2 separate regions of the Homo sapiens genome follow, and region 1 is linked to region 2. Evidence: read pairs that join two places in POLR2A ChIA-PET (ENCODE). Cell type or tissue: A673. All regions are shown on one strand. Each heading gives the region's core, and the rest is flanking DNA. Links, peaks and the distances in the headings are about the cores only. Region 1 has its middle 3.4 kb from the start of HNRNPAB. Region 2 has its middle 11 kb from the start of TMED9.

The links. ChIA-PET counts read pairs that join two places held together with the same protein. Peaks named below come from ENCODE experiments on the same cell type or tissue, not always from the same donor. Only the 100,000 strongest peaks of a DNase experiment are listed, where the experiment ranks them.
Region 1: POLR2A ChIA-PET joins it to region 2 with 6 read pairs; 5 of 35 experiments call an interaction of 5 or more read pairs at or near these places.

Annotation. Positions count from the first base shown.
Region 1 is chr5:178,198,960-178,203,351 of GRCh38, forward strand. No RefSeq gene overlaps it. Among named protein-coding and RNA genes, the nearest start is that of HNRNPAB, 3.4 kb to the right of the region's middle. In A673, for the core only: no CTCF peak of the experiment used is centred there; no DNase peak of the experiment used is centred there.
Region 2 is chr5:177,579,367-177,583,758 of GRCh38, forward strand. No RefSeq gene overlaps it. Among named protein-coding and RNA genes, the nearest start is that of TMED9, 11 kb to the right of the region's middle. In A673, for the core only: no CTCF peak of the experiment used is centred there; a DNase peak (open chromatin) is centred at 2,375.

The DNA.
Region 1 (4,392 bases), core at 274-4,273, 620 kb after region 2:
CTCTCACAGTTCTTGAGGCTGGAAGTCTAAAATCAAGCTGTCAGCAGGGCCCGTGCTCCCTCTGAAGGCTTCAAGGGAGGATCTTTGCCCCGCTCCTAGTTTCCGGTGTTGCCAGCAATCCTCAGTGCTTCTTGGCCTATAGATGCATCACTGCAATCTCTGCCTCCGTGGTCATGTGGCATTTTTCCCGTGTGTCTGTCTTTCCCCCTCCAAAGTTCACCAGTCATACAGGATTAAAGGCCCACCCTACTCCCATATGGGCCTTTAATCCTCATACTCCAGTTTGACCTCATCTTAACTTGATTCCACCTGAAAAGACTATTTCCAAGTATGGCCACATTCAGAGGCACCAGGAGTTAGGATTTGAACGTAACTTTTTTTTTGTTTTTGAGACGGAGTCTCACTCTGTCGCCCAGGCTGGAGTGCAGTGGCATGATCTTGGCTCACTGCAAGCTCCACCTCCCGGGTTCACGCCATTCTCCTGCCTCAGCCTCCTGAGTAGCTGGGACTACAGGTGCCCACCACCACGCCTGGCTAATTTTTTGTATTTTTAGTAGAGACGGGGTTTCACTGTTAGCCAGGATGGTCTCGATCTCCTGACCTCGTGATCCGCCCACCTCGGCCTCCCAAAATGCTGGGATTACAGGAGTAAGCCACCATGCCCGGCTGTGAACATGTCTTTTGCGGGGGCACACAATTCAACTCCCAATGTGTACAGTAGTTAGGTGACATTTGGGAAGACTGTTCCAGGTAGAGAAAACAGCAGGTGAAAAGGCCCAAAGGCAGGAGGGCACTGGTGAGTTCTAGGAAGTAAAAGAAATTCAGCACAGCTGGAGTGGAGAGTGGCAAGGAGGTGCAGCTGAGGCGACTCATGCTGGACCTTATAGGCCAGGTGGGAGGGTGAGAGTAGGCCAGGCTACAGTTTGAGAGAAAAAAAAAATCCCAAATCTCAGTGCCAGGCCCAGTACAGGTTCATTTTCAGCTTGTGTCAAATCTGATGTGGGCCGAACAGCTCTTCTCCATGAGGTAGCTCAGCCGTGTAGAACACATGGTCGCGGGGTGAAGGGAAGTCTGGACAAGGCCCCCAGTCTCCATGGCCCCAGCCTGAAAGGAACTCTTCCACTCACAGACCACACAGCAGGGGAGGCTGGCAAGGTGGGGGCACAGATTTCTGGGAGCCCCAACTGTCTGTCCCACTCGTATTCACCCGAAGTCAAGGCTAAGACTTCATCCTGACAGCACTGGGAAGTCAGCCAGGGTTTTCACACAGAGGTAGTGACAAGATGGGACTTGCATTTTCAGTTTTTCCTTTTTTCACTGTAGCTCTCAGATCTTATGACTTGTGTTTTAGAAAGATTCATCTGGCTAGAGGACTCCTCTGAAGCAGGGGAGCTGGAGTTTGGTGGAGCGGGGAAAGTGGCTGCAGCGGGAGTTGGCCACAGCAGAGGCACGATATATTTGTAGTTAACTCATGCAACTTCCACCTTGCAGGCTCAGCCAAAAAACCGAAAAAAAGAATGTGAGAAAAATCAATTCATGTAATTAAAAAACAATCCAAAAGCATTTTGTGTATGTCCTTTCCTAGATTGGAGATTGTCCACATTTTATGCATATATTCTGAATAGCCCAAACCCAGGGAGTGTATACTCTATGGGCCTTTTAAGAGATTTTCAGGGGTAACTGAGCTCCTGGCTGACTTGAGAACCTCACTGTCATGGAATTGCCCTCTACTCAGGGTCTGTAACTGAACCTAATAACAAAAGTAGGGAGGCTTGTGTCAAAAGGACTTCCTGCTGTTTCCCAAACAGTGTGGTGCCTTGCCTCTGGCAGAAACACCCTTGGATACAATATGAAGGCTTTATTTATTTATTTATGTAATTTCATTTTTTTGAGACAGAGTCTGGCTCTGTCCCCCAGGCTGGAGTGCAGTGGCACGATCTCGGCTCACTGCAAGCTCTGCCTCCCGGGTTCACACCATTCTCCTGCCTCAGCCTCCCGAGTAGCTGGGACTACAGGCGCCCCCCCACCACGCCCGGCTAATTTTTGTATTTTTAGTAAAGACAGGGTTTCACCGTGTTAGCCAGGATGGTCTCGATCCGCCTGCCTCGGCCTCCCAAAGTGCTGGGATTACAGGCGTGAGCCACCGCACCCGGCCCGGCATTTTTTATTTTTTGCTGAGACTGACCCCTACCTGCCTGCAGTTCTTTCTAGTTTATGAAGTGTTTTCTAAGCCATTACCTTATTTGAGCTTCAGGATTCTTTATTTATTTATTTATTTATTTTGAGACAGAGTCTCGCTGTGTCACTTAGCCTGGAGTGTAGTGGTGCGATCTCGGCTCGATGCAACCTCCATCTCCCAGGTTCGAGTGATTCTTGTGCCTCAGCCTCCCGAGCAGGGGGGACTACAGGCCTGGGCCACCATGCCCAGACTTTTTTTTGTATTTTTAGTAGAGATGGGGGTTCCACCATGTTGCTCAGGCTGGTCTCAAACTCCTGGCCTCATGGGATTCTCCTGCCTTGGCTTACCAAAGTGGTGGGATTACGGGCGTGAGCCACCACGCCCAGCTGAGCCTCAGAATAAATTAGATCTTTGATAGGAGATCTAATTTACATCAAGGAACTCAGAAGCTCAGACACACCTTGTCCCACAGTAGCCAGGAGCCCTGGAAACAATCCCCAATGTGGAGTTGGACGTGTTGGTTTCATGGCCACAGTTTTAGCTGTGGTTTCAGTATTCTTGTGTATAAAATATGGGTAACTGCACAAAGCTATTTTGAAGCTCCAGTAAAGCAAGGTTGGTGAAAGCATTTTGCAAACTGCTAAGCGCTGTCCAAATGTTGTATCCTCAGACTTTACACGTCACTGAAAGTGTTTCTGAGTCGTGCTAAAGAAATCCACGTGGAAGATTAAGGGAATTTATGCCTGCAGTAATGTCTTTGGGCTGCACCTACACTATTTGACTTTGAACTTAATTTCCTGAATTACCTTCACTGCTTGGGGAGCTGTGCCCATCATCTCCTGCAGGCCACAGCCCTGGCCCTCATTTCTGTGGGTTGGCAAGGGCTGGGGTGGAGGTGGGGTGAGCAGTTTGTTAGAGACCGCCCTGAAAGCCTTGCTGCCAGATCTCAGTGACATGAGTAAGGTCGTGTGGAAATATGTGACTTCCTGTTATGGAATTAGCCTGGGACAGTGAAGAGTGGCCTTGGGGTGAACCAGAGGGCACTTGCCCACCTGGGTATGGGTATCCCAGCTGCACTTGATTGTTACTTTGGGGGAAGGCAGTACAGTGTGAGCTAAATCTTCGGACTTTCCTAGAGAAGCCTGAAATCCACGTATCTTCATTTTTCATTCTCAGGGCAACTCCAGTGCCTGGGTGGAGTTAGTGCCTGAGTTGGTTGTGTAGCTTTGGGCCGCTGCTCTTGACTTCAGTTTTCTCATTTAAAATTGGTGATCCACCTGAGATCAGGAGTTCAAGACCAGCCTGGTCAACATGGTAAAACCCCATCTCTACTAAAAATACAAAAATTAGCCCGGCATGGTGGAACACACCTGCAATCCCAGCTACTCAGGAGGCTGAGGCAGGAGAATCGCTAGAACCTGGGAGGTGGAGGTTGCTGTGAGCTGAGATGGCTCCACTGTACTCCAGCCTGGGCGACAGAGCGAGACCCCCGTCTCAAAGAAAAAAAAAACCTGGTGATCTAGCTGGGCAACATAGGGAGACCCTGTGTTTACAAAAAATTCGCTTGGCGTGGTGGCCACGTTTCTGGTTCCAGCTACTTGGGAGGCTGAGGCAGGAGGCTCATTTGAGCCCGGGAGGTTGAAGCTGCAGTAAGCCGTGATCGTGCCACTGGACTCCAGCCTGGGTTACAGAACAAAACCTTGTGTCAAAAAATAAAATAAATAAAATTGGTGACCATACCACCTTACTTTGGTTGTTAAGATACAGAAGAGAAAATGGAATGCCCAGCCCACCACACTGGTCCTGGCTGCAGGAATCCACTGGAAACGCTAGTTCCTTGTGTTCTGGGTTGCTATTTGGTAACCTGCAGGCTCCAGAGGTTGTAATCCTGCTTGCCTTGGGGCCCACCACCCATATGATTAAAAGGAATAACGGGATTACCGAGGCCTTTAAAATTTTGTGGTCAAGGAGATAATATAAAGGAGTTTTGTGTATTAGGAAGAGAACAACGCCCCCACCCTGTCCTTTACCTCGTGAGTTCACGAGTGGTGTATTTGTTTTGTTTTGTTTTTGAGACGATGTCTCGCTCTGTCGCCCAGGCTGGAGTGCAGTGGCGAGATCTCGGCTCACTGCAAGCTCCGCCTCCCGGGTTCACGCCATTCTCCTGCCTCAGCCTCCCGGTAACTGGGACTACAGGCGCCCACCACCACGCC
Region 2 (4,392 bases), core at 166-4,165:
ACGCAGGGAGACCCTGTCCCTACAAAAAAATTAGCCAGAACGTGGTGGCATGCACCTATAGTCCCAGCTACTCCAGAGTCTAAGGTGGGAGGATGGCTTGAGCCTGGGAGGCTGAGGCTGCAACTTTGTCTCAGAAAAAGCCTCTAACCTTAACATGTTATGTAATTAAGGGTTAAGCCACTTGAAGTGCTTTTTTTTTTTTTTTTTAACGGAGTTTTGCTCTCCTTGCCCAGGCTGGAGTGCAATGGTGCAATCTTGGCTCACCGCAACCTCTGCCTCCCGGGTTTAAGTGATTCTCCTGCCTCAGCCTCCCGAGTAGCTGGGATTACAGGCATGCACCACCACGCCTGGCTAATTCTGTATTTTTAGTAGAGATGGGGTTTCTCCATGTTGGTCAGGCTGGTCTTGAACTCCTGACCTCAGGTGATCTGACCACCTCAGGTGATCTGACCACCTCAGCCTCCCAAAGTGTTGGGATTACAGGTGTGAGCCACCGTGCCCAGCCAATTGTCCCATTTTTTAATGTCACTGGATACCTTATCATGGGTACACTTCTTGCTCTCTGTAATGGGTTGACTAGTGGTTACAAAAAAGATATGGCTATGCTTCAGCCCCCAGAGCCTTTGAATATGACCTTATTTGGAAAAAGAGTCTTTACAAATATAATAATAATTTTTTCTTGAGACAGGGTCCCTCTCTGTCACCCAGGCTGGAGTGCAGTGGCAAGATCACAGCTCACTGCAGGTTTGACCTCCTAGGCTCAAGTGATCCTCCCACCTCAGCCTCTAAGTAGCTGGGACTACAAGTATGCATCACCACACCTAGCCAATTTTTAAATTTTTTTGTAGAGATTGGATCTCACTATGTTGCCCAGGTTGATCTCCAACTCCTGGGCTCAAATGATCCTCCCACCTCAGCCTCCAAGAGTTCTGGGATTACAGACATAAGCCACTGCACCTAGCTGCAAATATAACTAATGTAAAGATCTTGAGATGAGATCATTCTGGGGTGAATTATCCAGGATTACCTGGGAGGGCCCTAAATCCAGATGACATGAATCTTCGTAAGAGTCAGGAGAGTAGAAAAGACATCAGAGGAGAAATCTGTGTGAAGATGGAAACAGAGACTGACGAGAATGATGCAGCCACAAGCCAAGGAATGTCTGGAGCCACCAGAAGCTGGGAGAAGCAAGGAAGGATTCTCCCCTAGAACCTCTGGAGGGAACACAGCCCTGCTGTCACCTTGATTTTGGACTTCTGACCTCTGGAACTGTGAGAGAATAATGGAAAAGCCATATTAATTTGTGTCAATTTGTTACAGAAGCCATAAGAATGAACATACTCCCCCTGATATGGCCAGCTCTTTAAAGACAGAGGCCCCTTTGTATGGGGTCTTTGTATGGGGTCTTTCCTTTATCTGGAGAAAAGTATCTGGTGCAGAGAAAAGAATGCCAAAAGTTGAGTCAAATTTCCCAGGTTTTATTTTATTTGTTCATATATATATATATTTATTTATTTATTTATTTTTGAGACAGAGTCTCACTGTGTCACCCAGGCTGGAGTGCAGTGGTGCCATCTCTGCCTCCTGGGTTCAAGTGATTCTCCTGCCTCAGCTTCCTGAGTAGCTGGGATTACAGGTGCCCACCACCAGGTCCAGTTAATTTTTGTGTTTTTATTAGAGATGGGGTTTCACCATGTTGGCCAGGCTGGTCTTGAACTCCTGACCTCAGGTGATCTGCCCACCTTGGCCTCCCACAGTGCTGGGATTACAGGTGTGAGCCACCGTGGCTGGCTTAAAATGATAATATCTTTTATTCTTCTGTTTTAGGCACTGTTCTAAGCACTTTTAAGGGTATTAACTAATTTCATCTTAAATATAATGGCATGAGATAGACTTTATTATTATAATAATTTTATAACTTGGGAAACAGCATCAAAAAGAAGTTTAGTAATATTTTGTCCAAGGTCATTCAGCTGATAAGTGGCAGGCATTTACTCGCACAAACTCTGGGCCAGGCCTTATGATACATGTTGGATACAAAATTGAATGAAACCTGTCTCCTGCCTCCAAGAACCCACTAAAAAGTACATGAAAACTGTTAATGCAATGTCTTAAGATTAATAATATGTTTCAGCTACAAAAAACCATCCGCTCATTCTAGTGGTATGGCATCTTAATAATCCTAGGGGAACGTTTTCTATTATTTCATTGGGAATTATTTTTAAACAAAAATGACAGATGCAGATGTTGATAAAAGTTAAACGCTTTAGAAACGTCAATTAAGGCACGTGCTTAAAAGCACCCATAGGATTTGGTAGCTAGGAGCTCACCAGTGGCATTCACTGGAGCTGGAAACAGGCAGAGGCAATGACAATAGGGTTTTGGAGGGAGATTGAGGTGCTGTCCATGGTTCTGAACCATTCTAGACTGGTACTATCAACTGTATCAAGAACCTGTGTGTGGGGTTGCGGGGTGGGGGTGTGGAGGTTTTTTTTTTTTTTTTGAGATGGAGTCTCGCTCTGTCACCTAGGCTGGAGCACGGTGGCATGATCTCGGCTCACTGCAACCTCTGCCTCCTGGCTTCAAGGGATTCTTCTGCCTCAGCCTCCTGAGTGGCTGGGATTACAGGCACCTGTCACCATGCCCGGCTAATTTTTGTATTTTTGGTAGAGACGGGGTTTCACCGTGTTAGACAGGATAGTCTCGATCTCCTGACCTCGTGATCCGCCCGCCTCGGCCTTCCAAACTGCTGGGATCACAGGTGTGAGCCACCGTGCCCGGCCATTGTTGTTGTTTAAATTCCCAACCCCTCACAAATGAGTATTTTTGTAAAATCCAATAAAAAATAAAACTGATCGGGGCAGGGGAGTGGGGAGAGCGAGCCTCAGGGAAAGGTAACTAATGCATGCAGGGCTTAATACCTAGGGTTAATAGGTGCAGTAAACCACCATGGGACATGTTTACCTATGTAACAAACCTGCATAATCCTGCATATGTATCCCAGAACTTAAGTTTAAAAAAAAATGCCAGCAAGGTGGCTCACACCTGTAATCCCAGCACTTTGAGAGGCCAAGGTGGGCTGATCACTTGAGGTCAAGAGTTCAAGACCAGCCTGGCCAATATGGAGAAACCCTGTCTCCACCAAAAAATACAAAAATTAGTCGGGCATGGTAGCTACTTGGGAGACTGAGACAGGAGAATGGCTTGAACCTGGGAGGTGGAGGGTGCAGTGAGCTGAGCTCATGCCAGTGCACTCCAGCCTGGAGAAAGAGCGAGACCCTGTCTCCAAAAAAAAAAAAAAAAAAAAAAAATTAAGTTAAATTAAACTAAAAAAAAAAAACCAGATCATGTGCTTGGATGTTATACCAATGTCAAATGTCTATAAAAATTTCCTAAACAAGGCCGGGCATGGTGGCTCACGCCTATAATCCTAGCACTTTGGGAGGACGAGGAGAGCGGATCACGAGGTCAGGAGATTGAGACCATCCTGGCTAACACGGTCAAACCCCGTCTCTATTAAAAATACAAAAAATTAGCCGGGCGAGGTGGTGGGCGCCTACAGTCCCAGCTACTTGGGAGGCTGAGGCAGGAGAATGGCGTGAACCTGGGAGGTGGAGCTTGCAGTGAGCCGAGATCGCACCATTGCACTCCAACCTGGGCGACAGAGCAAGACTCCATCTCAAAAGAAAAAAAAAATTCCTAAACAATTACTCCCAATTTGACTCTGTCTCAATTTAAAAAAATAAAAATCCTAAACAATTACTCCCAATCTCCTCTCCCCTCCCCTCCCCTTTTCTTTCTTGAGACAAAGTGCTCATGCTGGAGTGCAGTGGAGCGATCATGGCATACTGCAGGTTCGATCTCCCAGGCTCAGGAGATCCTCCTACCTCAGCCTCCTCAGTAGCTGGGACTACAGGCACATGCCACCATGCCTAGCTAATTTTTTTTTTTTTTCTGTAGAGATGGGATTTTTCTGTGTTGCCCAGGCTGCTTTCAAGCTTCTGGGCTCAAGGAATCTGCCTCAACCTCCTGAAGTGCTGTACTGCAGGCATGAGCCACTGAACCTGGTTCAAATTTCTATACTTACCTTGTTGCAGACCTGTAACAAACTTGAGAGACCAGGGCTGGCCCGCAGATCACACTGTGTATTGCACTGTGCCATGGCAGTGGTCCAGTGGTCAGACTGCCCATAGAAATACCCTAAAGGATAAAAAGGAAAAATTCTTAGGGCTTGCAGTGACATGCATGTAGGGAGATAGTGCACCAGTGGCTTCACAGCAATATTGCCAAGCCCGTAACCCAGACATTAGGAAGGGTGATGTGGTTTTCCAAGTAGCAAATGTATTGTGCTGATAGAACAATCTGTTTCTGAGCGATGACACATGATATAGT